Linked DNA regions of Mus musculus: region 1 is linked to region 2. A link is a loop called in an ENCODE intact Hi-C map of the cell type or tissue named here. Cell type or tissue: heart. All regions are shown on one strand. Each heading gives the region's core, and the rest is flanking DNA. Links, peaks and the distances in the headings are about the cores only.

What was found. Hi-C counts contacts between places; a loop is a spot of excess contacts. Peaks named below come from ENCODE experiments on the same cell type or tissue, not always from the same donor. Only the 100,000 strongest peaks of a DNase experiment are listed, where the experiment ranks them.
Region 1: it touches region 2 in a loop (2.5-fold over the local background); 1 of 42 quality-filtered maps calls a loop at or near these places.

Annotation. Positions count from the first base shown.
Region 1 is chrX:100,492,427-100,496,821 of GRCm38, reverse strand. Igbp1 (immunoglobulin (CD79A) binding protein 1) reads right to left here and starts at 2,531. Exons shown (of 6, transcript NM_008784.3): 1 at 2,266-2,531; 2 at 1,624-1,917. The coding sequence starts at 2,456. It also overlaps a transcript of Awat2 not described here. In heart, for the core only: a CTCF peak has its summit at 2,485 (motif pointing left); a DNase peak (open chromatin) is centred at 2,611; H3K4me3 peaks cover 2,128 bases; H3K27ac peaks cover 1,087 bases.
Region 2 is chrX:100,619,101-100,623,495 of GRCm38, reverse strand. It overlaps Pdzd11 (PDZ domain containing 11), which reads left to right. Exons shown (of 7, transcript NM_001356384.1): 7 at 69-625. The coding sequence ends at 103. Among named protein-coding and RNA genes, the nearest start is that of Pdzd11, 4.6 kb to the left of the region's middle. In heart, for the core only: a CTCF peak has its summit at 1,950 (motif pointing left); no DNase peak of the experiment used is centred there.

The DNA.
Region 1 (4,395 bases), core at 227-4,226, 130 kb after region 2:
ATTCTCCAGTCTCTATAGTCCAAGTCTTACCTCTGAGCTTTAGGGTATCAGACATCTGTACTTAGATATCTTGTAGGTTACCTCAGGTTCAACATGGCTCAGTCCTGGATTTATGCTCTCCCCTATCCCAATTCATGTTTATAACTTAAATATATTTTTATTAACTATTTCAGAATTTCATACATACTGTGTACAGTGTTTTGGTCATATTTACCTGCAACTTCTTCCAGATCAAACCAAGCCTTCCCATCTCCTTGTCATTTTGTTTCTTTATAACCCAATCTGTGCTGTCTATCTACTCATGGGTGCTGGGCCAATGTATGCTTCCTAATCATATTAAATAGTTACCACTGTTATTTAATTTCACCTAAGACTGAACCTGAGGCTTAGATAGATTAAATATCTTCCTTACTCAAAGTCCAATGCTTTATAAGGAAAGCTGAAACTCAAACCCAGAGCCCTGCTTCTGCCATCTTACTTTTAGCTAGATATATAACTACACTTGACCTTGACTGAGCTGTGCTAAGAGTTTATGTATTTCTCCGATAATCCTTCATAAAAATACTCTGTGAAGGAGGACTTGCTATCTCCATTTTACACCTTGGGGAAATAAGTAACCTACCCTCAAATCACAGAGTACCTAACGATGGACCTGGGATTTGAACATCTTCTTAAGCTTGCTGTTCTGATGTGAACCCTACAGCACTCTCCCTCCTTATTCCTTCTGCCTTCTTCCACCTTTTGGCTCCAGCCTTATTTTATTGCTTGGGAGGGGGCACTGTTCTCCGCCCATACAGCTCCCTCCCAGCTGTTTATTTAAGGCCTCTGTGGCTTTACCAACGCTATTGCTCTGACGGGCGAATGCCATCCTCTCCTCTTCCCCAGCCTCACACTCCTAGTCCCCTTAAGCACCCCCTTTCCTGAGAAGCCTAGTCTTCCCACAGGTCCCCTCTCTGCCTGTGGGTGCCCCTGACTGCTTCCACCGTACTCCACACCTCTCCCTTCACAACATTTTATACTGCCATGCTGTTTCTACGCTACTTTTCCCCACAGAGCACAAAGATCACCCACATTCATACAAACACCCAATCAGTTCGTATCCCCAGTGCCTAACTTTGTTCTTAAGACACTGGGCATTCACGGAATTTTCTAAGGTTAAATCAAGGTTAACATGATGCTGTACCAGGGCTATGATTAATTCAGGATGCTAGACATCCCAGCCTGTATGCATTCTGAACAGAATTGCTCAGTAAATAGTTCAAGATATTGTGTACTTTTGAAATATTTACCCCATACAAACAGCATTATGCAGTGACATGGAAAAGGTTGTGGTATACTTTGATCAACCTAATGGTTAGAATAACACTGCTACTAGTGATGACCCTAAGGTGTGTGTTGAGGGGCTGGGGGGGTGGTCCTGAAGTTTTAGCACAACCCCCTCAACAATGGCACAAAGGCTTGTTAAGATTCAGGAAAGTTTGCTTTCACCAGGGTCTATGTTCATTAAGAACCAAGAAAATAAAATACACTATTCTGTAGTACACACACACACACACACACACACACACCACACAAACACATGCACCCCCAACTACAGCCCTCAAATTACAGCCATTGACCCACCTCTCTATTTTAGCCTGTCTTTGAGATGCCATAGCAACGAGATTTGGATAGGCCATGGAGGAGCTAGCAGTATTATTTTCAGCTGAGTTAGTCTTGGTTTGGGGTAGCTGAAACTCTGCCACATGATAGCAATGACACTGAGTTAAGAAATGTACGAAGTGTTCTCGAGCCCGCTGCAAATGATCTAGACGCTTGCTGGGGTTGACTTGTTTCATGGTGAGGGCTCCTTGCAACGCTGGCACCATCAGGTACTTCAGGTCGGTGGAAGCAATCTCTTCCAGATCTTCATTTCGGCTGCAAAGAGCAAAGAGGAGGCCGTGAAGCCTGGTTGAGCATTAAGCCGTGGCCCCTGCTTCTAGGGAAGAATAGGGCTGGGAGAGAGTGGTGCAAAGACATTGGCCAGATTAAAAAGAAAGTGGCTGAGCTTGCATACCCAAGGACCAGGCAGTCAGCCGTACACGAGGGAGCATTGTTCTGGGATATTAAGCATCTCAGAAGAAAAGTGGAGAATGGAAAGAATGTACACGGGTGAACAAGTAGGAACCGCGCGGTTTTAGCCTTAAAGGTCCTTTCCACCCAAGTGCAATGGCTCTGCCCTTGCTAGCCATTCCTTCTCTGCGGTTCCTGCCCTCTCCCCCGTACCTGAACAAATCAAGCTGCGATAACATTCCAGCAGCCTTCTCAAGGAGTTCTAGTCCTTTGGACACCTTATCCTGGATTGTTCGGGAGCCGGTGGGTTCAGTTGCTACTTCCACGTCCTCCAGAAGTTTTTTGCTTGTTTCAAAGAGCTCCGGAAGCCGCGGCAGCAGTAACTCGTCTTCAGACGCTGCCATCTTGTGGAAAGAAAGAAACCCGGAAGAATTTCTACCGAAGTCAAAGGTAAACTCCATAAAGACGAGCCCTAAAGCTCTCACGACACAGGAAGCAGTAGTGCATTGGCCAGCGACTTGTTACCAAAGCTTCCCAAATGACTTCTGGGAATCGCAGTTTTCTGGCCCTGGCAACCGTTTCCAGGGACTCATTTTCAGCCAGCCGCTTGTTTTAAAGTCGTCTGTGCTGTTTTACTAAAGATGGGCTCCACGTGGCCAGAAGTGGACTTGCAAGTTCCTAGTACTCTGAGGCACAGGAGTGGCGGGGCTGATTTCCAAACTCCAGCCAGCGTGAGTAGGCGAACGTGTTCCATGCTTGGAGAACCACGAGCCTGCTATGCCAGAGAAGTCAAGTCGTTCCCCCAAGGAAAGTCCTGCTAGTCAGCGGCCACTCTCTCGGTTTCCGGGTCTGCTTACCCTAGAGGACGTGAAGTTGTAAGTCGCGCTCTCGATCAATGCCCACCCACCGCGCCACAACCTTCTGTCCCCTATACACTCGAACACCCTTTGAGCCAGCACCCTGTGAAACCTTTCTCTTTGATCAGGAACATTTGAAAACTTGCAACTCCTATCTACCAACAGCCGGCTGCCTTCCTTTCTTGGAACTTTCTTTCCAGGTCACACTTCTATGCAGTCTTTGGTTCTCTCCCCATATACTGTGCCTTTCACCTCGCCGTTCGGATTTCTTCTGTGCACGCATACAGCACGGACCACACTGCATTAATAGCTAGTGTTTTATAAAATCTCCCTTCCAGAATGATTATGAGCCATCTTAGCACCTCCTCTGGCTATCCTTCATACTGAAGTTACCCAGAGTCATGATATATAAATAGAAAAATAAAGCGATCTCTTTGGAAATCAGCTCAGCTTTGCAGATACTAGATGGCTGGCTACCTAGTGCTCAGGTGTGCTTATCTTAAATTTAGATGTGTTGTAAAAGTAAATTACAGGTCAGATTTTGATTATATAATCAAAACATGTAAAAATATCTCAACGCTTTGACTATATGTTGAATGATAATATTTTTGAGACAGGGTCTTTTGTAATCCAGTCTGGCTTTGAAGCGCGATGGCCTTTACCTTCCAATCCCATGTGCAGGGATTACAAGAGCGTGTCACCACATTTGGTTCCTAGGGATTGAACTCAGGGCTTTGTGCATTCTACACAAGCGCTCTACCAGTTGAACCACACACACCCAATAATAGTATTTTAGTATATTCAGTTATGCGTTCTTAAATTTTCTTTGTTTTTAAAAATAGATGCCAACTATTTTTTTTGTTATTATTTTTTTGTTGTTGTTTTGAAACAAGTTCTCAAACTTGCTATGTAGGTAAGGATGATATTGAACTTGAGATCCATGGTTTCTACCTCCTGAGTGATGGTTACACCTGCAAAGTAGTACAGTCATACACGTGGTTTATGCTGGGGATTGAACATAGAGCCAGCCTTGTGCTACCTACACAGAACTCTACCAACTGAGTTACATTCCTGGTCCAATCTGCAAGAAAAGTTGAAGCAAACGTATTTAAAATGTATTATTAGTTATTGGATTGTGCCTGGGTTGTATGCGTATTTGGGCACACATGCCATGGCACACATGTTGAGGTTAGGGAACAGCCCTATAGAGTCAGTTCTCTCTTTTCATCTTTATGTGGACTCTAGGAATCGAATTTAGGTTACCAGGTTTGTGCATCAAGTGCCTGTACTTGCCATCTGGCTTGTACTGGCTGGTTTTGTGTGTCAACTTGACACTAGTTGGAGTTATCACGGAGAAAGGAGCTTCAGGTGAGGAAATGCCTCCATGAGATCCAGCTGTAAGGCATTTTCTCAATTAGTGATCAAGGGGGAAAGGCCCCTTGTGGGTGGTGCCATCTCTGGGCTGGTAGTCTTGGCTCTATAAGAG
Region 2 (4,395 bases), core at 153-4,152:
ATAATGGCAAGCCCCAGAAGTTGAGAACTCATCCTGAAAATCATGTGCTGTGTTCTTTCTTACCCCAGATTATCATCGCCAAAAGGAACGGACTGTGCACTAGAGACTTGCAGCCCACAGCCTTCCGTGTGGGATCTGCCAGGACAAGCTGGCTAGACCTCTGAGAAGTTGGAGAAGTCAGGAAATTGTACTCTCCACACCGTCCTGGTTTAGTGGATGGGGAGGATGGGGTGACGGCTTACCAGCTGTATTATGTACTGTACTGTACTAGGAGTTCCCTAGTTTGCTAGGTGAGTTTCATTCTGGAAAAGGAGAAAGATAGTGATGTCTAGATGCCTGTAGCCTGTGGGGAAAAGCCAACTAGAAAACAACTGGCGTTTATCAGGTACCTTAGATTGGTCACTTATACAGCTAATTTTATTCGTAGAAATCAGTAGAAAAAAAAAGTCTTGGGAACCTTCCATCTGATTTGCCTGGCCATGCCATCCAGTCCTTGTACATATATACCTTGGAGTCCCATACACTTAGGAAACTCCAAGGAGACACGTCCTGCTCATCCCCGCCCCCACCCAAAGTAAAAACACAATACTGAATAAACGTGGCTTGAGTGATACTACTGCTTGAATATAAAATGCCATTGAGGAAAACAAATACATCAATCAAACACTGGGAGAAACAGCAACGTCATACTTACTTTACATCTCTATCAGGCCAGAATACTTGGGAGCTTAAAAAACACTAGCCATCGAATACCCGAGGGAGCTGGGCAGTGGTGGCGCACGCCTTTAATCCCAAGGGAGGCAGAGGCAGGCGGATTTCTGAGTCTGGGCCAGCCTGGTCTACACAGAGCAACCCTGTCTCTCAATACTAAGGGATCCCTAGAGTCAAGGGCTCTGGGTAAAACTGCCCCTTCCCCAGGAGTGTTCGACTTGGTGCTGTAGGGGTTGGTGTTGATATATTTTTCCCACATTCTCTGATCTGGAACTTAAGCCAAGGAAGTGGCATAGATTATTCCTTTTCACAGATAGCAGTAGGAAAGTGGTTTCCCACTTGTAGTTAGTGGGAATTACCAACTTCCTCCTTTTTCTGACCCTACCCCCAAATAGCTTTCCTTTGTCCTAGTGACTGAACATTACATATCTTACACAGATCATGACGGTGTCGTCTCCATTGAATGACATTAAAATACCCAGTCATAATTGAAAGGTTTTTTTTCTCTGGAGGAGGTGCTGCTACAGTGAAAGCCCAACATTTGACTTAAAAAGAATCCTAGGGAGAGCAGAGCCATCGAGGGGACTCTCTGGGCTGAAAGGATGCCTTCTTCCAAGGCTGACAATCTGAGTTTGATCTCCAAGACCCACATGGTGGAAGGAGAGAACCGGCTCCCAAAGTTGTCTATTCTTCGCCTGCAGGGAGTGGCAAGCAAACACGTGCAAGAATCCTGGAGCTGGACAGAATCTCCTACCTTCCTCTGGAGAGTGATTCTTTTCATTTGAGAGAGAACCCAGGAATTTACCTTATTTATTTATTTACTTACTTACTTATTTGGGATTTTGGTTTTGGTTTTGCTTGGTTTTGTTTTGTTTTGTTTTGAAGCAGGTTTTCTCTGTGTAGCTTTGGCTGGTTTGGAACTCACTCTGTAGACCCTCTTGAACTCACAGAGATCATTTGCCTCTGCCTCCTGAGTACTGGGATCAAAAGTGTGAATCACCGCTCCCACCCCCACCCAGGCTGGAATCTACTCTTTTAAATAAGCAAGATAACATTTCAACTGGCTGAAATGTGGGAACTGGCTCTTCCCATGAGTCCTACCTCAGCTGTACTAAAGGCATGACTAGAGACTCAGTTCTATGACATTGTTGGTGCTGAACCTTCTGAGCAGAGCTGGAGGTAAAATTAGCTTAAGTCTTCCTAGGAATTCTATACTTCTATTTGCTCTGCTGACCCCCAGTGGCCATCAGGGAGAGAAAAGCTTGGCTATTTCCACAAAACTAATCGCTGTGTCTGCTGAACGTTAAAGTCCTATTTCCATAGTTATTAAGTTACCAGTTCTTTTTTTCCTGAGGTAGGTTCTTGGTACATACTTCAAGCTGGCCTTGGACTTGTGGTCTTCCTGCTTCAGCTTCTGAAGTTCAGAGGATACAGGTGCATATAGACCCCAGCTGTGGGTAGCAGGATTGATTTTATTTATTTTTATTTTTTTTTTTTGTATGTGAAGGTCCAAAGTTGACATTGGTCATCTTTCTTCACTTTTCATCTTATTTCTGAAGACTGGATCTCTCACTGAACCTGAATCTCTTATTTGGCCAGGTTGTCTGGCAAGGAGGCCTCAGGGTTCCTCCTCTCTCTACCTTCCCAGTGCTGGAATTACAGGTGTGAGCTACCACATTCACAATTCCTTTTTTTTTTTAATATAATCTCTGTTTTGTAGCTCTGCCTCTTCCTGGAACTTGCTAGGTAGACCAGGCTGGCCTTGATCTCAGATCCACTTGCTTCTGCTGGGATTAAAGGTGTGTGTCACCATGACAGGCACCCAGCATTTTAACTACACTATGGGATTCAAACTCATGTTCTCATGGTTGTGTAATGTTGACATCTCTGTAGCCTCCAGTTGAGATTTTTTTCCCTTATCATAATTTATTAATTCAGCAGTCATTCTTTTAGCAGCACTTAAAAGTTCTACACCCTATCTGAGGTCCAGGGAACATTGCAGAAAAAGTTCAGGGGTGGAAATAATAGAGCCAGAGGATAAGGAGGAAAACTACCTTTCATCTTCTCCATATGACATAGCCACTGTAGTCACAAACACACCAGGCTGCGGTTCCCTGCACAAGACCTTGGAGATTCATAATGCTGAGCTAGAAAGAGACCCACAGAAGTTTCTTGTAAAGATCTTGCTCTAGGAAAGCAGTTATCAACCTGTGGGTCAAGACCTGTTTGGGGAAGCCTTAACGACCTTTTCAACGGGGTCGCCTGAGACCATCTGCATATCAGATATTTACATTGTGATTCAAAACAGCAAAATTACAGTTATGAAGTAGCAACAAAAATAGTTTTATGGTTTGGGGTCACCACAACATGAGGAACTGTATTAAGGGGGTTGCAGCATTCAGATGAGGTTCACAGGTATTCATTCTTTTCATTTTACTAATATGGTTCTTGTTTTGAATAATAAAAATTCTTCAAGACCTAGTAGAGTGACACACTGAGTTGGATTTCAGATTAAATATTATTTAATAATTCAGGTGGCTTGCAGCCTAAGAAACTGGGAAAGGAGATCCAACAATTCCCGGTTAATAGCTTTTAAGACAATATGGGCCAATGACTTGGCTTAGTAAGCTAAGGTACTTAGTGCCAGGCCTGATGCCCTGAGCTAGATCCCCATGATAGGAAAACAGACTTCTGTAGGACATCCTCCCACACACAGCCACATGTATGCCATGGCACATGTGTTCATATACATGCTCACATAGTAAGTAAATAATAAACACAAAAAGCAACTTATCTGAGAAGTGTAGTCAATATGGTCAAAAGTTCCAGCCATGGAGACTGGAGAGATCCCTCAGCAGTTAAAAGCACTGATGGCTCTCCCAGAGAACACAGGTTCAATTCCCAGCACCTACATGGTGACTCAAAACCATCAGTAACTGCAGTTCTAGGGGATCTCTATGCAGACACCAGGTATGTATGTGGTGCACATACAGATAAGCAGGTACATACACCATTTTTCAAATTTATTTTGGGGATCATGATTATATCATTTCTTCCCCCCACCCTATTCTTCTAAACCTTTCCATATATCTCTCCTTGACCTCTTTCAAATTTGTGGCCTTTTCTATATTCTTTGATTAATTTCTTTCATCGATTGTTATTGTGTATATCTTTAGGGTACCTCATTCAATATGATCGTTTCTAGTTCCATCCATTTATCTGCAAAGTACTTGATTTTATTTTTCTTTACAGCTGACTAATACTATATAGCGTATATGTTTCAGTATCATTCCTCAGTTGAGAGTATTGAGGTTATCTCCATATCCTAGCTATTTTGAAATCAACAGCAATGAACGTGGTTGAGCGGGTATCTTCAGGGTAGGATGCCAGGTCCTCTGAGCATATGCCAATAAACAGTATAGCTGGGTCATATGGTTGCTTTATTTTTAGCCTCTTGAGAATTCTCCATGCTAATTTCCAGAGTGGCTGCATCAGTTTGCAATTCTACCAACAAGGAATGAGAGAGTTCCCTTTTCCCTGCCCTCCAGCATTTGCTGAGTGTTGGTCTTTTGCCATTTTGACTGGGGTAAGGTGAAATGTCAACCTTGTTTTGATTTGCATTTCCCTAATTGTTAGGGACAATGAACATTTTCGAGCTATTTCTTAAGCATATTTTTTCAGGTC